5 separate regions of the Homo sapiens genome follow, and all the other regions are linked to region 1. Evidence: chromatin loops called from intact Hi-C (ENCODE). Cell type or tissue: PC-3. All regions are shown on one strand. Region 1 overlaps ROBO1 (roundabout guidance receptor 1). Region 2 overlaps ROBO1 (roundabout guidance receptor 1). Region 3 overlaps ROBO1 (roundabout guidance receptor 1). Region 4 overlaps ROBO1 (roundabout guidance receptor 1). Region 5 has its middle 210 kb from the start of LINC02077.

The links. Hi-C counts contacts between places; a loop is a spot of excess contacts. Peaks named below come from ENCODE experiments on the same cell type or tissue, not always from the same donor. Only the 100,000 strongest peaks of a DNase experiment are listed, where the experiment ranks them.
Region 2: a loop joins it to region 1, with 2.7 times the contacts of the local background. A loop is called at or near these places in 3 of 110 quality-filtered maps.
Region 3: a loop joins it to region 1, with 11 times the contacts of the local background. A loop is called at or near these places in 6 of 110 quality-filtered maps.
Region 4: a loop joins it to region 1, with 2.6 times the contacts of the local background. A loop is called at or near these places in 3 of 110 quality-filtered maps.
Region 5: a loop joins it to region 1, with 2.4 times the contacts of the local background. A loop is called at or near these places in 2 of 110 quality-filtered maps.

What each region holds. Positions count from the first base shown.
Region 1 is chr3:79,016,541-79,021,540 of GRCh38, reverse strand. All of the region lies in intron 3 of ROBO1 (roundabout guidance receptor 1), which reads left to right. Among named protein-coding and RNA genes, the nearest start is that of MIR3923, 490 kb to the left of the region's middle. In PC-3, CTCF peaks have their summits at 1,918 and 2,697; DNase peaks (open chromatin) are centred at 1,870 and 4,070; H3K4me3 peaks cover 3,653 bases; H3K27ac peaks cover 2,667 bases.
Region 2 is chr3:78,764,731-78,769,730 of GRCh38, reverse strand. The region is part of intron 4 of ROBO1 (roundabout guidance receptor 1); the gene reads left to right. Among named protein-coding and RNA genes, the nearest start is that of LINC02077, 720 kb to the right of the region's middle. In PC-3, no CTCF peak of the experiment used is centred here; no DNase peak of the experiment used is centred here; H3K4me3 peaks cover 1,052 bases; H3K27ac peaks cover 1,012 bases.
Region 3 is chr3:78,855,214-78,860,213 of GRCh38, reverse strand. All of the region lies in intron 4 of ROBO1 (roundabout guidance receptor 1), which reads left to right. Among named protein-coding and RNA genes, the nearest start is that of MIR3923, 650 kb to the left of the region's middle. In PC-3, a CTCF peak has its summit at 2,508; a DNase peak (open chromatin) is centred at 2,513.
Region 4 is chr3:78,751,713-78,756,712 of GRCh38, reverse strand. All of the region lies in intron 4 of ROBO1 (roundabout guidance receptor 1), which reads left to right. Among named protein-coding and RNA genes, the nearest start is that of LINC02077, 710 kb to the right of the region's middle. In PC-3, no CTCF peak of the experiment used is centred here; a DNase peak (open chromatin) is centred at 2,452; H3K27ac peaks cover 1,113 bases.
Region 5 is chr3:78,252,488-78,257,487 of GRCh38, reverse strand. No RefSeq gene overlaps it. Among named protein-coding and RNA genes, the nearest start is that of LINC02077, 210 kb to the right of the region's middle. In PC-3, no CTCF peak of the experiment used is centred here; no DNase peak of the experiment used is centred here.

The sequences.
Region 1 (5,000 bases):
GAGAGATACGAGCAAACTTCCAGAGACCAGGAGATCCATTTGGGGGAACAATGCAATAGGGATCCTTACACATATTCTTCATTATATTTAAAAGTATACCCCCATTACTAAGTGAAAGTTTGACATCTTTATTTAACGTACATTCAAATGATATGAGGATTTGAATTTTCTCTCTATCTTGCTCTCTTTCTCTCAAGTACTACACTTTAGTGTTTGTTTTCTATTACTAGGTAAGCTTCTCTTAAAAGTATTTTGTATTCCAAGAAAAAAGAGATATATTCTATGTTTTTCACTAAATATCCTTTAGCAAGACCAAATCGATGTATGCTTTTCAGCTTTGACTGCCCATTCATATTTTTACTGCTGAAAAGATTTTGGTTGGAGTCTTTGAATTCTTATCTCCAGGCTGTTTACTGAATTTATAGTCAGTTTTCTCAGGATTAGACTATCTTTCACTTTCAAAGATAGGTGCTGTTAACCAGAGTTTCCACAAAATGTCGCTCTAAGGTCGTTGGTTGCACCAGCAGCAACCAAAATCAATGTACAATTTGCTTTTAAATTTTTATCTTCCATTAGGTAATGAATGTGCTCACCTGAAAAGACATGGAAAAGCACAACACTATGTAGAAAAGAGCAAATCCTCCTTCTCTGCCCTATCCATTGCGCAGTTCTGTCCTCCAGAGGCAACCACCGAAAGCAGCTTCTTACATGTACTGCTAGACACCAAATAATTTTTTTTGAAGTTATGGTACACAACTCTGTAGATATTAATTCTGCCATTTATTCAGCATTCGGCATGTTAGGTATTTCACATAGTGTGTCTTTTTATTTATTTATTTATTTATTTAAGACGGAGTCTCGCTCTGTCGCCCAGGCTGGAGTGCAGTGGCAAGTTATCTCGGCTCACTGCAACCTCCGCCTCCTGGGCTCAAGCAATTCTTCTGTCTTAGCCTCCCGAGCAGCTGGGGCTACAGGCGAACGCCACCACGCCCGGCTAATTTTTGAATTTTTAGTAGAGACGGGGTTTCACCATATTGGTCAGGCTGGTCTCGAACTCCAGACCTTAAATGATCCGCCCGCTTGGGCCTCCCAAAGTGCTGAGATTACAGGTGTGAGCCACAGCGCCTGGCCACTGTGTCCTATTTAAAAGAAAGAAAGAAAAATGACTGACTCAATGAATGAATGCCTTTCAGACGTGTCAGGTTTGTTTTGCTTTGTGTATTTTTTGTTAATGCAATAAAATATCTCGAGAACAGAAACAGAGAAGAGAAAACAGACCTGGTCACAGAGCTATAACTGGCAGGTTGGGATTTCAGGGCGGGTATACTGAGTGTCAAACCTATGCCTGACTAGCTTCTCCTAACTGCAAACTCTGGGCTTGTCAAGATTGTTTTTTGCATTTGTTTCTCTCTCTCTTAAAATTACATCCCCATTGTTAGCTTTCTAATGTGTGGAGTATGAAGTTGAAAGAGAGAGTTTCAACTGAAACATGAGGAAATGATCCCAAGGCCCAACCCTGTGCCTTATGATTTGGATATCTTTTCTACAAGACCTTCAACAACTGCAACTTAAAAGAAAAGGATGGTTGTAAGAGACTGCCCATCTACTGATATGTTCTGGATAGTTCTCTGTTTACCTCCTGTCCTAAAGCCATGTTGCTCAAAATTGATTTTTTTTTTTTAAATGGGAATGGGGAGAAGTGAGAGTGGAGTTGAGAGTTTATTCCAATTCCTGGAAGCGGCAAGGAAGAGGTTAAGTTGGACCAGGAGGATTTTTGAAGTCTTTGGCTGGGAGGTTCCATTTGGAGAAAGGTGCAGGGGAGCTAGGGGTGGCGAGAGAAACAAGACAGTTTCTCATTCGCCTGGATTTCCGATTCCGAGCAATTGGATTCTCACCTGAGGGCGCAGTTGGGCACCCCTGGCTTGTGGATGGAAATATTGAGGAGCAGAACTTGCCTGACCAGCGCCTGGAGAATAGAGTGAAGCATGGAAAGGACCACGCGGCCCCTTTAAGTATTATCGGGCCGGGGAGGAGAGGGAGGGAACTGGGAGCCGCGGGGACTGTGGGGGAAACCCACAAGCAATTGAGCTGGAGAGGAGGCAGCGTGAGAGCAGAAACTTCAGACGCCGCTGATCCGGGAGGAGCTGGGGTGAGCCGCGGCGGCCGTCTCTCCCACCCGCAGCAGCATCCTCTCTGCCCTTCTCTGCCACCCCGGGGAGAGCCGGGAGCTGCCTCTTTACAGCTTCCACGAGCCAGGGGTGCAGGCAGCTGCCCCCAGGAAGTTTGGGCTTCTGCGTAGTTTAGGGGTGCCTGCGAGCGCCCCAGAGGGCGAGGGGCCGAGGGCGATGTTGGGCGCCGCGCGGGGCTGGGGGCGCCCAGAAGACGTGCGAGTGTCCGCGGTCCTGCTGCTGTCTCCAGTACCCTCCGCATCCCCCAAGTGATGGGAACAAGGGCCCGCCCAGGCAGCCGCTGTCGCCGCACCGCCCCCTCGCTCGCTCTCTGCGCGCGGAGTCACCCAGTCACACTCCCGGCACCCCGAGCCCTTCCTCCGGAGCTGCTGCTTCTACTTTGGCTGCTATCGCCGCCGCCGCGGGTGGCCCGCTGCTGACTGGGCTCGCCGGGAGACGGAGAAGCACTTTTTGGCCCTCCCTCAGCAGCTCTCACACCCCAACTTTGCCGCCGCCGCCGCGCCTGCCCTCGCAGCGGCGCTCGGCCGCACATTGTGGGGGCGCACGCCGGGAGGCTCCGCAAGACCGTGGAGGCAGGAAACGGCACTACTGCGCTTCTGCCTCGGCTCTTTGTTGTTCGCTTTGGATGGTTCTTGAAAGTGTCTGAGCCTCCTCGGAAATCCTGGGGCCGGAGAAGACAAACCTTGGAATTCTTCCTCTGCAAAAGTCTCTGAGATACTGACAAGCGTCCGGAAAGGTCGACGAGTAATTGCCCTGAAAACTCTTGGCTAATTGACCCACGTTGCTTATATTAAGCCTTTGTGTGTGGTGTGTGGCTTCATACATTTGGGGACCCTATTTCCACTCCCTCCTCTTGGCATGAGACTGTATACAGGATCCACCCGAGGACAATGATTGCGGAGCCCGCTCACTTTTACCTGTTTGGATTAATATGTCTCTGTTCAGGTAACCCCGCGTCTTCTTTCTTCACCCTTGATCCTCCCTGTTCGCCCCCTCTCCACTTTGCACGATCAAACCCAGAAGTGTATTTTGGTTACCCCTCCCTCCTAAGGCCGGAGGGGCTCGATTCCTGCTAGACTTTTAGGCGAAAATGTTCCTAGTTCGCATTTGGGGTTGTCTCTTTTTCCCCACTCCCCAAAACCTCCCCTCCACCCCTGAACCTCCTCAAGACTCTTTGCAGATCTCGGCCTTTTGCCAAGTTCAGGGCACGCCCAGATTACTCTGGGCAAACGCACGTCTAAGCACTAGGGTGGGAGGAGGCAGCGGCTGGCAGTGAGCTAGGGCCCCCAGGATGAGCCGAAGTGAGTATCAGCCGCCGGCTGCTTCCCTGGGGAGGGAAATGTGCGCCCTGGGAGCTTGTGGCCCGCAGGCTTGCCAGGATTCCTGAGCCTAGTCCTCTCTAGCCCCTCCTCTTCCGAGCACAAGGGGTTATTAGTAGTTGTTTTATGTAACCAAAGTCTGTAATTAAATTTGATTCTGAAGAAGCTTCACGAAATAACTCCTTCTTAAGGTAGGATATAAAATAGCCACTGCCTCGCTGGGTTTAGAAGGAAAACAGGCGGTTGCAAGCATCGGAAAGGGGAGTTGCCTGGGGATTCTCATTGGCGAAAGAAAACTGAATTTGGGATGTTTAGGATTAATTAAATAATACTGAAATTCCATATGAAGTGTTGGAAGGATGCTGAAACGGGGCCCTTCTGACATAAGAGTACACACTGTATCTACACTTGTAAATAGTTTTCATACACTCCCTAGGAAACTTTTTTACTGTGGGTGAACTGAGCCACGACTCAACTTCTGTTTCTTTCCTTTTGGTAGATTCTGGTTTCAATCACGGATCCGATTTCAGGCTTTAAAACACACACACACACACACACACACACACACACACACACACACACTGCACCTCGGAATTTTTATAGTCACATTCGCATACTGAGCTTCAAATTGCATCAGGGCTTATCGGTAAGAGTCACTCAGTTTGCACAATTATGAAACGATTTTAAAGGTTAGTTTGAGCTTTTGTGGTCTATGGTTATCATTTATGTTTTGACCAGGGATTTTACTTAAGACAGTTAACAGAGTAAGAAAAGGGGGGAAAAAAACCACATACGTCAGCTAAATGATAGCGAATAAACCCCTAAAAGAATTTTAGCCTGTGAATTGTGCCTGCTGGCTGAAAGTTACAAGGAAGATTTGCAACTAAAGTAAATTTTAAAAATTATTAAATTGTTACTTCTTTAAAGAAAACAGAAAGTGAAGTTTCAACCTGGTATATCTCATGTACGTCACAGTGGAGGGATGAGTAGACTAACTCCTCGAGGTTGTCATTCCCCACTTCCAGCTTCTCCTTCTGTAATGCCTTATTTTTCCTTAGTTTGCATATCGGAGTAATTGAATAGTCCCTCCAGTCCCCCACCCCTAGCTATGGATGCAAATCAAAAACATTAAAATCTGATCTCTCTATTTGCCTCCCTTGGCTGTGTCTCTGCCTAGTTTAATTTACAGCTTCAGATACCTTTGAGATTTCTGTTGATTCACCTTTCTGGTTAAAGTTTATTTACGTGTGTAAAGTGAAGTGTCATTGTGATAAATGACTGGAGGGGCAGATTACTGAAGATAGGGGGATTAATGGTCATTAGTCACTGTTTGAGTTGAGTTTGTATATGTTGGAACATTTTATCATGGCTGTAGATTAAAGATAGGGTCACATTAATAAGGTATCACTGAAAGTTGGTCGTGTCAACTTGGAAGTTCTGTCTTCACTTGGAGAATTATTTGGGAAGTACTGTCCTATTAGATTTAATAATT
Region 2 (5,000 bases), 250 kb after region 1:
CTTGAAACAAATCCTGGAAACACATAAAAACAGAACCTCTTTAAAGCATAAATCACACAGGAACTATAGAACAAAAATACAATTTAAAAAGCAAAAAAAAAAAAAAAAAAAACCAAAGTACACTGGCAACAAAAAGCACAATGAAAGCAATGGCACCTCACATCTCAATACTAACATTGAATGTAAATGGCCTAAATGTTCCACTTAAAAGATACAGACCCACAGAATGGATAAGAACTCACCAACCATCTACTGCCTTCAGGAGACTCACCTAACACAAAAGGACTCACACAAACTTAAAGGGTGGAAAAAGGCATTTCATGCAAATGGACACCAAAAGCGAGCAGGAGTAGCTATTCTTATATCAGACAAAACAAACTTTAAAGCAACAGTGGTTAAAAGAGACAAAGAGGGACATTATATAATGGTAAAAGGCCTTGTCCAACAGGAAAATATCACAATCCTAAACATGTATGCACCTAACACTGGAGCTCCCAAATTTATAAAACAATTACTAATAGACCTAAGAAATGAGATGGAGAGCAACACAATAATAGTGGTGGACTTCAATACTCCACTGACAGCACTAGACAGGCTATCAAGACAGAAAGTCAACAAAGAAACAATGGATGTAAACTATACCCTGGAACAAATGTACTTGACAGATATGTACAGAACATCTCATCCAACAACTGCAGAATACGCATTCAACAGCCCATGGAACATTCTCCAAGACAGACCATATGATAGGCTATAAAACGAGCCTCAATAAATTGGAAATCATCATTCTCAGTAAACTATCGCAAGAACAAAAAACCAAACACCGCATATTCTCACTCATAGGTGGGAATTGAACAATGAGATCACATGGACACAGGAAGGGGAATATCACACTCTGGGGACTGTGGTGGGGTGGGGGGAGGGGGGAGGGATAGCATTGGGAGATATACCTAATGCTAGATGACGAGTTAGTGGGTGCAGCGCACCAGCGCACCAGCATGGCACATGTATACATATGTAACTAACCTGCACAATGTGCACATGTACCCTAAAACTTAAAGTATAATAATAAAAAAAAAAAAGAACATACTGCCACATTGCCTTCAACAATATATATGTACATGTCTATGTATATTGATTTTAACATACCAGACACACAATCACAAGCAGGCAAGTACATATAGAAATAGAAAAACATCAAACCATGCTAATAATGATTATATATTATAGGAGGGAAAATTGTCATGAATGTATTTTTTTTCTTTTTCTGTCTCTACTATTCATGATTTTACAACCCATCTATAATGAGCAGGAACATATATTTTTTTAAAGTTTATAATTCCTCACTTTATTTTCTTATTGTAAGTACATAAAGTATTAAAATTTTTCAAAGTAAAAAAAAAAATTTAAGAAAATTGAAATTATATCAAGCAGTCTCTCAGACCACAGTGGAATAAAACTGAAAATCGACTCCACCCCACCCCCCAAAAAAAATTCACAACCAGGCAAATGCATGGAAATTAAATAACCTGCTCCTGAATGAGCATTTGGTCAAAAACGAAATCAAGATGGAAATTTTAAAACTCTTCAAACTGAATGATGATAATGATACAACCTATCAAAACCTCTGGGATACAGCAAAGGCAGTGCTAAGAGGAAAGTTCATAGCCCTAAATGCCTACATCAAAAAGTCTGAAAGAGCACCAACACACAATCTAAGGTCACACCTCAAGGAACTAGAGAAACAAGAACAAACCAAACCCAAACCCAGCAGAAGAAAGGAAATAACCAAGATTATAGCAGAACTAAATAAAATTGAAACAAAAAAATACAAAAGATAAATGAAACCAAAAGCTAGTTCTTTTAAAACATCAATAAAATCGATAGACCATTAGCAATATTAACCAAGAAAAAAAAGAAAGAAAATCCAAATAACCTCACTAAGAAACAAAACAGGAGATACTATAACTGACACCACTGAAATACAAAAGATCATTTGAGGTTACTATGAACACCTTTCCACACATAAACTAGAAAACCTAGAAGAGATGGATAAATTCTTGGGAAAATACAACCCTTCTAGCTTAAATCAGGAAAAATTAGATACCCTGAACAGACCAACAACAAGGAGTGAGATTGAAATGGTAATTAAAAAATTACCAACAGGCTGGGCACAGTGGCTCATGCCTGTAATCCCAGCATTTTGGGAGGCCAAAGCAGGTGAGTCGCTTGAGGCCAGGAGTTCGAGACCAGCCTGGTCAACATGGTGAAACCTCGTCTCTACCAAAAGTACAAAAATTATCCAGGTGTGGTAGTGAGTGCCTGTAATCCCAGCTACTCAGGAGGTTGAGGCAGGAGAATCGCTTGACCCCAGGAGGTGGAGGTTGCAGTGAGCCAAAATCATGCCACTGCACTCCAGCCTGGGTGAGACCCTGCCTCAAAAAATAAAATAAAATAAATTACCGACAAAAAAAAAAAGTCCAGGACCAGACGGATTCACAGCAGAATTCTACCAGACATTTAAAGAAGAATTGGTACCAATCCTTTTGACACTATTCCACAAGACAGAAAAAGAAGGAACCCTCCCTAATTCATTCTATGAAGCCAGCATCACGCTAATACCAAAACCAGGAAAGGATATTACCAAAAAAGGAAACTATAGACCTATATCATTGATGAACACAGATGCTAAAATCCTTAACAAAATTGTAGCTAACTGAATCCAACAACATGTCCGACAGATAATCCACCATGATCAAGTGGGTTTCATACCAGGGAAGCAGGGATGGCTTAACATATGCAAGCCAGTCAATGCGATACACCATATAAACAGAATTAACAATAAAAATCAAATGATCATCTCAATAGATGCAGAAAAAGCATCTGACAAAATCCAGCTTTCCTTTATGATTAAAACTCTCAGCAAGATTGGCATACAAGGGACATACCTTAATGTAATAAAAGCCATCTATGACGAACCCACAGCCAACATAATACTGAATGAAGAGAAGCTGAAAGTATTCGCTATGAGAACGGGAACAAGACAAGGATGCCCACTCTCACCATTCCTCTTCAACATAGTACTGGAAGTCCTAGCCAGAGCAATCAGTCAAGAGAAAGAAATAAAGGGCATCCAAATCAGTAAAGAGAAAGTCAAATTGTCACTGTTTGCTGAGGATATGATTGTTTACCTAAAAAAACCGTAAAGTCTCCTCCAGAAAGCTCCTAGAACTGATAAAAGAATTCAGCAAAATTTCCGGATACAAGATTAATGTACACAAATCAGTAGGTCTTCTATACACCAACAGCGACCAAGCTTTATGTGAGTACAAATGTACTGGGGGTTGGGGTTGGGGTACTAAAGCAAAGCAGTATTTTTAAAATGTCAGGGGAAGCCATTTTTATATTCTTCTAGGAAGAATTGCTTCTGTTAATTTCATGGCTGCCTGTCAATCTGAGGCAGATGCTCTGTTCCCTGCTATATAAATAATAGACCTACTGCTACCTGCCTTTTTCCTTTGTTCAAGATCATTTTGAAAGGATCATTTTTAAACAAAATTATTTCAACTGGGAAGTTGCAAGGAGGAGGTTAGGAAAATTTATTCAGGCCGGCATTTTAATCAAAGAGGTATTTGTTGGAAATGTGGTCAAAAGTATACTTGGCCAAGTCATACAAATAGTAACTTTTTTCCCTTTGAGCTCTAGCCCAAGGCTGCAGAAATGAGTTATGAATGTAAATAAATACAAATCAATAGGAGTTCTGTTTTTATTATTTCACTGGGAATTTCTGTACAATTTGAGAGCAACTTGCTGAAAGTTCAGCAGATGATTAAGTTTAACCTTGATCCTGAGCCAGCAAGATTGGCTTACTATCTATCAGCAAGGGATGTAAATTTACTCGGACACATTTTAATTGGCATTTATGCAACATGTACACACAGATGCTGAATTCATTGAGAAATCCTGAGTGCCATCTGTTTAACTAGCTTTGTCCTCTATTAAAGTGCACGATAAAATGAGACTGGATCCCTTTGCCTTGCTCATATATTTATCTTACAGTACACAGCATTTTGAATGACCACTTTATTAGTATGCTAGCCTGTTAGATATTAGTGCTCACCATAATAATCTAAAAATATACTTTATTTTGTTTCCCTCTTTGTGGGCAGTGTATCTCCTACTCTTTCGCTTAGTAAAAGCACTATCTTCATGAAGTGTCTTTTTTTCAAGTTTTAAAGATAATATTGTTTTACTTTAATGTAATTTCTTAATCAACTGAGGTTGCTATATATGTTGAATTAAAATATTTTATTGAAGGCAAGTTTATATTTAATAATAAATTTTATGTTTCTATATTTTTTTAAAAAATATTTAAAATAATCATTTCATCCTTTTATGAAGCTTGACTTACAAATGAATGAATCTTTGAAGATTAGGATGTTCTGTCTTGTAAATATAATCAAAACTTTAGGGTGGACCCAGTTCCAAATAAAAGAGTCACCTGCCTTCCCTGCAAGACTTAGATTAAACAACAATATTCAGTCATGATCTGCATATAGAAACTTCGAGAGAAGGCCTAAAATTATCATATGAAAATTGATGGTGACGTGCTCCTCTTAACTTTGCAATACCTTACTTTTTAAAAATTCAGCAACAACAATAAAACCAAAGGTCTAAAATATACATTTGAAAAAAAAGTCTAAAATGTGTATTGATTCATTGATGAGTTGCTACGATTTGAATCAAAATCACGACTATAACTTCCTCATGTATGAAATCTTTTACTTAAAAAAATCACACAAACCATTATATTATTTTTGTACCATTTTCTTCTTAAGAGAGCTGTCAATTTTTAAAGCTGTCATGATGACAGAATGAACCATCTATTTTATCGGTAGAGGCCTTATGTCTCTGTGACAGGTAGCAATTATGATGACATTGTCTTCAACCTAAATTCATGAGCCTGAGAATAAAATTCCTGAGCTTGAAATTTTCAAAAC
Region 3 (5,000 bases), 160 kb after region 1:
CACTCAGAAAACCTATTCAGCAATCTATCATCTATCTATCTATCTATCTATCTATCTATCTATCTATCTATCTACCTATCTACCTACCTATGTTCCCTTCTTTCCTAAAACCCCTTGTGTCTTTTTTTTTTTTTTGAGACGAAGTCTCGCTCTGTCACCCAGGCTGGAGTGCAGTGGCACAATCTCAGCTCACTGCAAGCTCCGCCTCCTGGGTTCATGCCATTCTCCTGCCTCAGCCTCTCGAGTAGCTGGGACCACAGGCGTCCGCCACCACGCCCGGCTAATTTTTTGTATTTTTAGTAGAGACGGGTTTCACCGTGTTAGCCAGGATGGTCCTGATCTCCTGACCTCGTGATCCACCCGCCTTGGCCTCCCAAAGTGCTGGGATTATAGGCGCGAGCCCCTGCACCGGCTCCCCCTGTTTCTTTGAAATGCACTTAAGCTGACTTTATTTCCCAATGCCCCTTCTTATTGCTATCACATACTGAGGCCCAGCCCACCCAGTTCCTCTCCCTCATGCAGTAATAACTTTAATAGCTTGTTTATTGTTTTTATTTCTAATTCAGTGTCTGTCACCATCTTGGAGATTTAAACACCCAGTGACACCTTCAACACTTTGGCCTTTCAGTTGGCTGACCCCCTTAGCTACAAAAATCTCTTCCTCTATATTCCCTTGGTCCTATTCTAGATATTATCACTATAGGTTGAACAACCAACATTCAAAAATCTGAACTTCACAATATGAAAGTTCATATTTTGAACTTCACCCTTCAAAATATGAAACTTTTTGAGTGCCTACGTGCAGCCTAAATCAGATTTGGGATTTTCAGATTTGGGATGCTCAGCCAGTAAGGTTAATGCAAATATTCCATAATTTCTTTTAAAAATTCAAACTCTGAAACACTTCTAGTTCCATGAATAAGGGATACTCAACCTGTACCAACAACTATACTTTCTTCAAAACCTAAGCTTCAAACTGTCTTTTCTTACATTTATTCTATTGGCAGAACTTTACTTCTAAACACACTCCAGCTCTATCGGTAATATTTCTCTCCACCTCCACTACTGTCACCCTGGCATGACTCACTTCCTCCTGCGGTACTTCAGGGGTCTCTTTCCAGTCTCCCTGCTGTAGTCCACTTGGAAACCCTGCATGGCATAGGACAAGAGTTCAACAGAGAGTTGTGGAATTAATGAGTGATTTACGCACGTTGAGAAAAAAGGAGGTTTGAGATCAAAGCAGTTCACAGAATATGTGCTGAGGTAATAACAGTCACTCTTAGACACTGCCTTCATTACTTTTTAAGTCCTAGAACACCTGACATCTAGATTTGGCTATTCATATTTATTTCATTAGATGAAGTGTTTTGGATACTCACCTACTCTCATTTCAGGCTCCCGCTTTCTATTTTCCTTTTTCTTCTTTTTTATGTTTTCTGGCGGGGGGTGGGGTGGGGGAGGTGGACGGAGTGGGGGTCAGGGTCTCACTCTGTTGCCCAGGATGAAGTGCAGTGGTGAGATCTGCAATATCCACCTCCCGTTCTCAAGCAATCCTCCCACCTCAGCCTCCTGAGTAGCTGGGATTACAAGCCTGCGCTACCATGCCCAGATAATTTTTCTTCTTCTCCTTTTTTTTTTTTTTTTTTTTTGGTAGACAGGGTTTTGCCATGTTGCCCAGGCTGGTCTCAAACTCCTGGGTTCAAGTGATACATCCACCTAGGCCTCCCAAAGTCCTGAGATTACAAGTGTGAGCCACTGCATCTCACCCAGTTTTCCACTTTCTAAGGATCTGCAGCTGCTGAGACTGGCCAACACTGATTCATGACATTGTTTGGGCTAGTGACAGCAGTTTAGGTGACAGCATAGTTCATCATCAACAGTCTGCCTTTGGTCCTGGTGAAGGAGGGGTCTGAGATGACTGAAGAGATGAATGAGAACAGTTTTAGGGGTTTGGGAATTAATCTCTTGCTCCTGATTTCCTGTGGTGTGTCCTGTAAGGGAATGACTGTCCCCGGTTGTTCCTGCTTTCTAACTTTATTTAAATAAGTCTCCTTATGAGCTAGCCACACTTAAAGCCCTGTCCCCCTACTCCTCGCTGTTTAATGATGAAGACCTGTTTGTGGGCTGACAAAGGTGGGGTGGTGAGTTAGCTGGGAGCTGGAGGCATCCGATATTTCAGTCTCAAATCTTGACAATATATCAGGAATTTCCTGTGTTCTACATGACAGTTGAACATTTGTCAGAGTGATGACCTTGAGGCATTGTAAGATTTGGTAACATCAAAGTTTCCATTATGTTCAGTACACTCTCTCTACTGAAAGTAATCCTTCTAGAAAGTAATACTGATTTCAGAGAAAAAGGGTCGCCCTTAACCAAAGGCCTTATGAGTTAACGCCTGGATTTCAAAAGAGGGAGACCAACCTGGGTTCCCATCTAGTTTCACCAATTCCTAGATGTGTATCCTTAGGCAAATTTCCTTAATGCTGTGAGTATACATTTCACTGTGCACCAGCGTCACCTGGAGGGCTTGATAAAACACAGATTTCTGGCCACGTCCAGAGTTTCTGAGTCAGCAGGTCTGGGGTGGGGTCTGAGAGTTTGCCTTTCGAAAATGTTCCCATATGATGCTGATGCTGATGCTGCTGGTCTGGGAAAAACACTTGGAGAACCACTGCCTTAACTTCTTTAAGTCTGTTTTCTCATATCTAAAACAGGAATATTTAGAGTTGACATCTTTGGGGCTATTGAGAATAGGGGACACTTCAAAATACCACACTCAGAATAAGGACTCAATGGATGCTAACTCTTAAATTAATCCTTATGATTAATTGTCTAAAGCATAAAACATTTAAAATTTTAAAATGTTAAGTTTTTAAGACAGCTGATTAACCTACTGTGATTGTAAGACATATTTCTCATATAATGTGTACCCATGTCTAATAGATAAAAATGAAACTTGCCTATGAGGCTACAACCTTTTTTATGTAGACATTTTCAGTACTTTACCACATTCATTTGTTTTCACAAATTTGTTGTCTAATGATTATGCCACCCATTTGAGGCCTAAAAAAGCAATTTTTAAAAGGATGAATATTGTGTGAATAAATGTCATAAATAATATTTATCATCAGAGCTCTAATTGTTGATTTTTGAATGAGTATAGATACAAATGCAATTGTTTTAAAGACTGACTTGTCCAATAAAATTAGCCTTTAGTTAATGCTGTAAACATTGTTAGAAAAAATCAAAGCTTAGTTTGAAATGAGAATTTTAAAAGATTAAAAATAGGCCTAGGAGGTGCTTGTTAGTATTAGAGAAAATAATGGTGAGACTTTCCAAATGTCTTTCTTTTATAGGATATTTTGGCTATCTAGAATGCGCAAATGTATTTTAATAAAATGCAGATTATTCATTAAACTGTATATATAAAATATATAAAACATTGAACAGTGTTATATGAAATATAATTTTTAAAAAGAAAACACTTTTTTCTTTCATTATGTACTAAACATAAAATATATCAAAGGAGATTGGGTAATTTTTATTTTTATTTTTATTTATTTTTATTATTTTCTTATTTTTATTAAGTTGGACTCCACCTAAAGGTCAGGGCACATAAGTAGATATAGACTTCATTTGATATAGCTTGGACTCTTGCAATTATTGGTTATACGCTAAATGTTGAGAGAATTAATTGCATGTCCTTACAATGTTTGGGTTACCTTGAAAAATTCAATGACCTTCAAATTTATGATACTATATTTTATCTCTCAGGATGACATCCTTGTAATAAGCATAGGAAAGTTATTTGGCTTCAGATAGCGTCTATAGTCTTCTGGTGACATGTTTATTCACTTTGTTTATGTGGTTGTTCTTGGCCTTTTCCCCTGGATTTTCTCATACTGTTTTTTTTTTTTTTTCTTTTTTTTGCTAGGTTATTTGTTGTAGGTTAAATGTACCTCTCAAGTTTAGCTCCAGTTTTTGTGTTCCATGTAAAAATGTATAATGAGGCCTAGAAACAGTAATACAGATTTTGTGTTTAAAACTGATTTCTTATGCTGAAAACCGTAGAGGAATTACAACCATCATGTAGATTACTTAGGAAATAGATCTTCCTTTTAGAATGTAATTTGTTACTCTGAAGCTTGAAAAAAAAGAAAAAGGAAAGTTCTGGTAGTGTGTCATTTCTGAATATTCCCTTGGAATTGACTATATTTTGAGTTTTAAATTTTTCTCTTCTTAGTATAATAAAAACAGCATGTAAAAGTAATTTTTGATCCTGATAACGTTTCCTGGTTTCATTTCCGTTAGTATTTAAAAAGGAAAAAAAAATATTCTCCAAAGTTTTCATAATTTTATGTTGACTGAGTGAGGTGTTTGTGATACTTTTTCTTTTGCAATTCTTTGTTCATATTAGGATTTTTTAAAGCAATTTTTTTTTCTGTTTAATGATCTTTAAAACAGACGTTTCTTCCTTGTTATTCTTGTCTGTGACCTAGTCTTAAAGTTAAGCTTCAAGTAATGCTAGTTTATCAGCTGTAACAGGATACAGCATGAAGTCTGAGCAGAAAAGTTTAAAGACACATAATAATAAGTAAAGCATAGCTTAGTGAGGTTATCTAAGAAATTTTAACTCTTAAGGACCATCTAATTTGAATACTTATGATATAAAATGTTAATGAAAAAATCCACATATCCTAGCAGTGCGGAGGTGTTTCATTTGTTTAAAGCAAATAATCTATCCAGGTATTGTGGCACTGGTGAACTTGCCTTGGTGAATTTACAGTTGCCCAGGCTCTGCCTGACTTTGCAGGCTTGGAAAACTGGTTTGTTAGCACTCCAAGAGCAGATCTAATTCTCAGAGTAGACTTACGTTAATCAAGCTCAGAGAGACGTATTAGTATGTGAACCAGAATGCTAACTTGGGCACTTAGGTTCTCCAGACACCAAATCTGTTTTGAATAGTCGAACTACAAATGCAGACTCCATTTGGGATACTG
Region 4 (5,000 bases), 260 kb after region 1:
TTTATCTAAAATTTCAATTAAACAAAGCATGCTATGAAATACACACACATACACACATGCACACACGCACACACAAAGGAGAGAGAAAAATTCTGAAATAAGTGCCCTGAAAGCAGAGACTTTGTCTTGTTTATCTTACTAGCTACCATCACCAAATATAGTGTGTTGTACTTTTATTGAATGAATGATTAAGTGAATCACAAAATCCATAAGATTTTTGGGATTCAGTGTAATTGCAGGGAATTTTACATATGCTTTACATATGTGAAAGTGAAATGCTGTGAACTTTTTGTGCATTCCAATTGTAGAATATTCTTTAATATGTTATTAGTTCTTGTGTCCTTAAATATTGATTTATCATATCCTTTAGTGTGTTATTCATTTTATTGTTATTGATTTAATATGTTATTGAGCTTAATTTATGGCAGTCCTTGGAAATGACCCACGTTTTGAGTTATTTTCATTTTCCAATCAAAATAACTGAGTGTTTTTTGTTTTGTTTTGTTTTGTTTTTACCATAATTTGGTGCTTAGTGTTACCATCACAGTATATCAATGACTAGCGGTCATGTATGTCACGTGTCTGTATTATACATACATATATATATAATCCACATATGTTGTATATATACATTTATAAACTTAGAATGTATCAGATGTATTTGAGTTTTTCAGTTAAAAAATACATGATATGGATCAAACTAGATTAAAATTTGTCATCCCCAAAATTAAAGTATGAATTCATTGATCAATGAATATTATCAGTTAGCAAATAAGATTTGAAATATGGTAGCATATAGATCCAAATAGCTCAAAATCAAGGGCTGAATTTAAAGCCATAATATTTTTTAACCAATGAAACAATTTTCATATCAGACTCTATACTCTCAAATCATGTTTTAAATTTTTTAAAAAATAAGGATATCTTTTGTTCTGTTGTTCCTCCTCGTAGAAGGATTTACTTATATATTGTCTACCTATTCTCCTGTACCTTGAAAATGGCATGATCAGTTACTCAGATTAGAAACCTGGGTGTTATTATTAATGTCTTTCTCTGTCAACTTCAGCCCTTCAATAAATCATTTTGATTTTTGCCAACAAAAGGTACCTCCAATCTGTCACTATTGTGTCAAATCTGGTATCATAATCATGGTATAAAACCATCACCATTTTACCTGTAATTACTTCAGTAGCCTTCTAATTGGTCTCTATACTTCCTTTTTTGTTTGTTTATTTTTTTGAAACAGGGTCTGGCTCTGTTGCTCAGGCTGGAATGCAGTAGTGCAATCATGTCTCAAAGTGGCCTCAATCTCCCAGGCTCAAGCGATCCTCCTACCTCAGTCTCCCCACTAGCCAGAACCACTGGTGAGCACCACCATGCCTAGCTAATTTTGTACATTTTGTTTTTTGTAGAGACAGTGTCTCACTATGTTTCGCAGGCTGGTCTCCAACTCCTGGGCTCAGGCCATCCTCCAGCATCTGCCTCCAAAATGCTGGGATTATGCGCTGAGCCACCACACCTGGCCTCCACGTCCATTATTACTTCCCTCTCCATTTCATTCACAGAGCAGCTAGAATGAACACTGAAGTATGAGAATTTCATTATAACACTATGTTGCTTAAGACTCCAGTGGCTTCTCATTGGAATTAAAATAAAAGCTTACCCTTGCTCATGGCTGCTGTGCATAGCAAATCTGGTCCCTGTCGTCCCTACCAAGGTTGTCTTGTTTTGCTCTCCACCGGTACCACTACACGGCATCCAAGGCTTTTCCAGTGTACCAGGATTTTTCCTCACCTGAAGTATTTCCTGTGCCTGCAATGCACTTCCCGAGGATAAGTTTTACTCATTACTCAGGCTTCACCTTAACTGTTACTTCCTTACTATTCCCTCACCTCCAATTTAAATTATGTTTCTCATTATTCTCTCACACAGCCTCCTATACCTTCCTTCATGACATGTATCACAATTATAGTTGTATATGTATGTGTTTATTTGAATATGTGTGTCTACCTCCCTATACCCCAAGCACTACAACTATAGAACTCCCGCCAATGCAAGCCACCATTTAAAATCTACTACTTAGCATATTGGAAAGTGTAGTAAACATTTACTGGATACCTCCTGTGTCTTGGATGTTGTCCTGGGCACTGGAAATACTAGGGGATAATCACAAATTCCCTGTTCTCATGGAGCTGACCTTCAGATACAAAGAGCCAGGCAATAAATACAGAAGCATATTTCTTTGATTGAGGACTCTTGCTGCAAGGCTACATAAAAAGTTGGATTTTACAAAAGAAAGAATGCATGCTTGTCTTGCCCTAATCAGGGTCCCGTAGCTCAGATATCCTCATTTTGTCTGTGTTTTTTTAACCCTGCCAGGCTACTCCTGAGTGTGACTTTTGCTCTGGCACTTTAAAACCCTCATCAATGGCATTCTTTGTCCTCCTTTCCATTTGTACTGGCAGCTGAGAAATTTGGCAATTCCTTACATAGTGACTAATAGCAATACTTCTTTGCAGATGTAATGCACCATATAAATGGCAAGTCCTGTATAAACATTAAATAATTAGCTTTCATAATAACCCTATCAAGATAGAGTGTAAAACTCTCTGTTTTTTATGGAAATAACTGAGTCATTGTGAACGTACCTGTTAAAATCACAGAATAGTGAAAGAATCTGTGTTGTGATTCTGACATTCTAGACTTCTGTTTCTGATTCATAAATAAACACATCTACAAATATTACTGTATAAAATGATGTCCTGTAAAAAGTGAACTTTTAAAATAAATCTATCATTTATAGGTTATTTTAAAGTGTATAAAATGCAAACATACAGTAAGTTACTGACTTTAAGTTAGAACATATGATTTTAGCCATTTGACTTACTTTGGTGATACATTTTAAAATGATCTACCAGACTTTCAAGTCCACTGAATATTAACTATTTAAATGTTGATTCTAATGAGAACACATGGACACAGGTTGGGGAACAACACACATCAGGTCCAGTTGAGGGGCAGAGAAGGGCAAGGGGAAGGAGAGCATTAGGACAAATAGCTAACGCGTGTGGAGCTTAAAACCTAGATGTCAGGTCGATAGGTGCAGCCAACCACCATGGCACATGTATACCTATGTAAGAAACCTACACACTCTCCACTTGTATCCCAGAACTTAAAGTCAAATTAAAAAAAAATTGATCCTTACTGATGTACACTTTTCTCTAGAACACATTACAAATTTTAACTGAAACCTACTATGCCAAACTTACCTTCTCTTTGTCCTGAAGACTTAGTGCTGTTGGAATAAGCACTAGGGAGTATTTTGCACGGCAGTACAGGAAGTGTCATTATGATGTTCATATTTCTGCAAAATGTGAATGTGGTTTAAGCTTGAACCCAATCTGGATGTAATTCTAACAATTAAAAGACCAGAGACAACATGGCCCCGTTTCTACAGCCCAGCAGATTGCAGAAACATACAACTGTATTTAAGTTAGCTTGCTTCTCCATCATACAGTATGTAAATAAACAATTTGCTAGTAATTGTTTTTATTCTGGTAATTCTTCTCATTTTATCTGCAATGCCTTGTGTTCATTCATGTTACGTTGTTATCATATAATGTTGAGTGATATTTGCCATCCATCCGCTATATCAGATTTTCAGAATGTACAATTTTTGAATAAAAGTACTCCTTTCCTAGGTTAGGACATAAGAGTTTTGTCCAATCTTCAAAAGTGCTTCTACCAGCATATTTTCTTCCAGGGTCCTAAGCAAAGCATAATTTAAGGTTTAAAAACAAAGTTGCATGATATAAGAAAAATACAAGTAGAAGACATACTTATTGTAGAATATTCCTAGATATATTCAGTGTCAAATTTTAAAAATTAAATGAGTACCTTTAGGAAACTTTATACAGAATTGATGTTCACATGCATCTTTTTTAGAAACAAATTCCTTAGCTTTAGAAGATGGTGTTGTAAGATGGATAATATTTGATGGAATATTATTTTACTTGTTATTATTTTAGTTTTCCTCTTCAATGGTTTATCTTTCTGTACATTTATCCTTTTGTTGGAATATTTTTTAAAGTTTGAAATTATTTAATAAATATTAAGAAATTTTTCACACATTTGTACAAAGAACAGCACTTCGTTCTTCTGGGCAGTGCTGTCAGCTAAAAAGTAAGACTGAAAATAGTTATAGAAGACTTTATGATATGCTTTCTGATCCAGCCTTCAAAATTTATCTCTTAATTCAAAATAACCTGCAATAAGACCCTATTGTATTACTGTTTCCCAAAAAGGTGAATATTAATGTTTTTTGACAGACGTCAACATTTTACATATACTTCACTGCAAGGAAGATACAAGAGTTATAGCACAGCTGCCAGACACAAAGTATGTGCTCAGTGCAGATGTGTTAAATGAAAGAATGATAGTTATTTTGATATTAAATTACACTTATTTACATCAGCATGACGTTGGTGTTCAGACAGGGAACTAGGAGTGTCATAAAAGTAAGTAATATTTTCTGTACTATGACTATGTATGTGAGTAATAATTTTGAAAACAATTAAAATGGTACATGGCAACAGAAATGGGTTGCTATTTAGCATTTATAGAGTTGTCTTTATTTACCTCGTCTTTATTTTCTCCTCCAATACACCTTAGTTTTTAAGGGATTCATTTTATTTTTTTTCCTAGTTGACAAGAGGTTACTATTTGCTGCAAGATTTCATTGATAAAGTAGTCTTTATCAATGGAAGTAGAAAAAAATAAATCCCAGGACTGCAGAATATCTTCCCCTATTTTTCCCAAGATACCCACTTCTAATTAAATTGCCCATATTTAATTAAAATGCTTCTTAATATACAGCTTTTTCAATCATTTTCTGGTTGAAATATAAAAGGAAGCATTGATAAAAATTAGCACATCATATGTGTTATGAATAATGAAATCTAATTCTCAATATTATTCTGAAAATGTAGTGTCCTCTTCCA
Region 5 (5,000 bases), 760 kb after region 1:
AAGCAAAGTAGTAACTTTGATATTTAAGCTTCTGCTGGAAAGCAGCTTAAATTATCTCTGCTCACATACATTGGCCTAAGAATATAAAGTGGTAAATCCAAATTCAAGGGCCTGAGGAGGTATTCTCCTACAGAAAGAATAGAAATGAATTTTTACATGCAATATACAATCTGACATGAAAACTAGGTTGATCTCCATTTTATATCACCTCTAAAAAATAAAAATTGTTTTTATTATGGGCAGAGATGCCTTTCCAGAGATTAATTAAAATGTCACATTCAGTTGAAACAAGTTAAAATCGTAAGAGCTAACATTTACTGTCTTTTCTAAATTCTAGGACTATTTTAGAAATTTATAGGTATTATTTCACTGATGAGTTAGGCATTATTATATCTATTATACAAAAGCAGAGAAACAAGCTCTGAGTGATTTAGTGACTTACCCTCTGTGGTACGGTTAATTAGAAGAAGACAGAATCTAGACCTAGGTGTGTCTGACAACACAAACCATAATTTTCACCACTATGCAACTATGCCTGTCAAAGTCACACCCATCCAAAATGGGTTTCAATTGGAAAACCACTGTAAAAATAACTACAGTATGAATAATTTTCATAAAATAGGCCATAAAAACTAATATTGTAATCTTAAGATATGTCTATAAATCATGAATTGAAAAAGAAAAAATGGTTAGAGTGTTTTGGTCTGGATTAACAGGCTTACACATCTGCAAATCTCCTACCAGTTGGAAAATGGCACATGTATAGTAAATAGCTATAGCTATAAATCCAAACCATCTGCAGTTTGCAAAATGGTATTTAGACCAAGAAAGAAAAAATAAGAAAAGAAAGACACTGTATCACAGCAATATTTTTCAATAAAGTTGCCAGATTAGTATTTCCTTTTGGTCACTATTGCCTGAAACATTTGTTTTTACATTTAACATCTGTATTTTTTTTATAGAAAGTAATCGTTTAATTAATCAAATAGGTCTTTTAAAGAGACAGCATAATCTGTTTTGATTCTTTTATTCTTGGGTAAAATCTTGGATACATGTCATTTTCACTGCTCTCAATTTCTATTTGTATATTTCAGTCTATTCTAAGTGAAAGCAAGCACTTAAATGCACTATCAAATTGAAGATAGATCCTCAGGAAAAGTGGTCTCATTTACATGCAGCTTATAGTGCTTTTTGTAAGAACATGTTTGACTTTGCACTTTTCCTTGGTAGCAAATGGAAACAGAATAAATGTAGTGTGCAGAATTCAGTTGACAGCTTAAAAACCTTAATAGCATTTGGGTCTTTTTATGCTATATATTCCTAACAATGCAAATTTTCAGGGGAGTAAAATCTCTGGTATTTTAACGAAAGGCATTTGCATGATTTCAGATTTCAAAAAAAAGTTCCTGTGACATATCCAGAATATAGAAAAGATATTTTAAAATAAAAGATTACATATTTAGTTCTTATTCAATTAAATTCAGGTAAAAATTGATTATTTGGAAATGTACATGTGAAAGGTGAAAGGAATAGTTTTTTTTTTTTTTAATAAAGAATCTCTGACCTATTGGATGGAAAATTACTTAGGGATTTCATAAGAAAATAATACATAATGACATTTTCTTTGTTAAAGATAGACATATAAAACATTTTATCTATAAATAATTAAAGCTAAAAAAGAATGTCTTTTAAAATACAGAAAACAATTACAAATGAACTTTAGCTTTCCGTTGTGAAATAGTTACAAGAATAAGTTCAAGCTCACTGTAAATTCCAGTTCTTATCTACAGGATATGATGTAAAGACATTGACATGAAATCATGTAAACAATTATATGTAAATGTCTCATCATGAGCTTAATTGAAACCAGACATCATTTTACAGCAGACATTTTGACTTGCCTGTGACTGCACATGAAATCTTGGCTTGGAGTACCTTAAAATCACCACTTGATGATGAAACCAGACTCAGTGCCCTTATCAATCTCAGGTTTTATATGAGAATCTGTTTGAGCAATGGTTTTCAGATCTGTAAAAGTTGACTGCAATCACATAAATATTCTTGACTTCCTCTGGAAGATGTCTATTAATTTTAAAGAAAAATGACCAATATTTTTTAAGTGAACACTAGTAATCACAAAAGCAACTTTGGTTTTGGAGCCACCTTAATTCCTTTGTGGATTGGAAGTGGAGAAGGAGAGATATCAGTGTTTTGTTTGTAAATAATAAAATAGTCTTTACTTTTGGAGAGCTGATAGTAATTTCATCAGTTCTAATATCTTTCGTCAACTCCCTTTTACTCTCAAAAGTTGCTGGTTACACACCTGATTTTGAACACTTTATTACAGAGAGTGGCATAGATTATTTTCTCAACCATACTATTCTGCCTCAAGTTTATTTCATTCTTATCAGCACTGTCAAATTGTGGTTCTCTTTGATTATGTGCATTCATAATGATTCCACTATTATTATATATGATCCTGTAAATGTGAGTGAGGTATGGAAGTATTTCAAACCATTTCAAATAATTGCCATAATATGTCCCCAGAGTTGGCAATTTTTGGGTTATAAAAAACAAATAATTATGGCATTAAATGTGCTTTTTAAAACCTTCTGGATATTATTGTAAATTCACATGCAGTTATAATTATACAGACAGACAGATTCTGTGCACCTCTTACTCAGTTTCCCTCACTAATAGCAGCTTGCAAAATTATAGTACAATATTACAACCAGAATATCAACATTTGTATAATCTACCATTTTTTCTTTGATTTCTCCAATTTTACTTGTATTTGTTTAGCTTTTTCATTCTGTGAGCAATTTTATCACGTGTGAGTCCATGCATCCACGACCACATCAAAATACAGAATTGTTCCACTGCCACAAGGATTCCTCCTGTTACTCTTTCAAAACCAAACATCCTGCCCCCATCCACCCCCTCCCTTAACCCTTGGCAACCACTGTCAATTCTCCATTGCTGTAATTTTGTAATTTCAAAACTGTGATATAAATGGAATCAGCAAATAGGAACAGTTTTATTTCTTTCTAATCTGAATGCCTTTATTTGTCATTGCCTTGTTTCAGTGGCTAGGACTTCAATACTATTTTTAATAAAAGGATTGAAAGAAGACATTCTTGCCTTGTTCTGATCATAAAGAAAATGCATTCAATGTTTTAAATCTTATACTATATTAGTAGGGGTTCTAAAGAGAAACAGAACCAATGGAATATATATACATATATATCCTCTGGGTATAAATATATATTACCATATATTTATATATTATATTTATCATATTGAATATTTATATATTATTTTATATCAGGCAAATAATTTATATTTCTATATTTAATAATTTATATATTATTTATATTTCAATATTTAATAATTTATATATTATATATTATGTATTTTTATAATACATAATATATAATGAGATTTATTATAAGGAATTGGCTCATGTAATTATGGAGGCGAGAAGTCCTATAATTTGTTGTCTGCAGATCGGAGACCCACAAGAGCCTGTGTTGTAGCTTGAAGGCCTGAGAGCCGGAGAACTAACAGTATAGATTCCAGCCTGAGTCTAAAAATCTGAGAAGCAGGAGCACCAAAGGCAGGAGAAGATCAGTGTCCCAGCTCAAACAGGCAGAGGGAGAGTGAACCCAATCTTTCTCTACCTTTCTGTTCTATTTGGATCCTCAGTAAGTTGGATGATCTACATCCACACTGAGGAGGTCTATCTGCTTTGCTCAGTTTACAAATTCAAATGCTAATATCTTCCATAATCACTCTCACAGACATACCCAGAATTAATGTTTAACCAAATACCTGGCATCCTGTGGCCTAGTCAAATTGACACAAAATTAATCAACATATTTACCATTAAGTCTCATGTTCGCTGTGGGTTTGTCATATATGCCCTTTATCAGGCTAAGCAAGTTTTCTTCTAATGCTAGTTTTTGGAGTAATTTTATCAAGAAAACAATGTTGAGTGTGTCAAATGACTTTTCTGCATCTTTTGGGATGATCATGTGGTTTTTTTGCCTTTTGTAGTATTGATGTGGTACATTAATTGGCTTTTAAATGTTCCACAAACCTTGTATTTTGGGGATAATTCTCACTTGGTCATGAGATATAATCTTTTTTATATGCTAAAATTGTTTTGCTAGCATTTTGTTGAAACTTGTGGATCTAATTTACTGAAAGTTATTGGTCTGCAGATTTCTTTCTCTGTATTATCTTTGTTTTGATATCAAGGTAACAATAGTCTCATAAAATGAATTAGAAAGTGTTCACTCCTGTTTTCTGTAGCATATTTTATAAAATTGGTGTTAATTCCTCTTCAGAGCTTCGTAAACTTCTCCAGGGAAGCCATCTAGGCCTCAAGATTTATTTGGAGGGAACTTTTACATTATAAAATTAAATGCATGGTTATAAGATGATTCAGGTCAGTAATTTTACCCTCAGAAAGTACAGTCTGTGGTTTTTCAGGCAATCGGTCTATTTCTTTTATTTCTTTTAACTTTGGAATGTAAAGTTGTTTGCTGTTTTCCACTATTATCCTTTTATGGGTACAGGATCTATAGTAATAGATCCTGTTTCATTCATTATGCATGATTTGTGTGTGCTCTCTTTTTGTCTTGTCAGTCATGATAGAGGTTTATCAATTTTTCTAATTTTTAAAATAACTAGCTTTTAATTTCATTGATTTTTTATAAATATTTCTGCTTGTTTTTGATTAATGTTAACATAATATAGCATTTTGCATCCTTCTCATTTTATACTACCTATGTCCTTATGTTCAAAGTGAGTTTCTTGTAGGCAGTATAAAGTTGGATCATTTTTTTTTTAATCCCTTGTGCCAATCTTTTTTAACTGGTGTATAAGTAATTCATATTTAAAGTAATGATTGAAATGTTAGGGTTTAAGGCTGCTGTTTTATTTATTTTCACTTATTTTCTCTGTTTCCTGTTTCTGTTTCTCTTTTTTTATATACA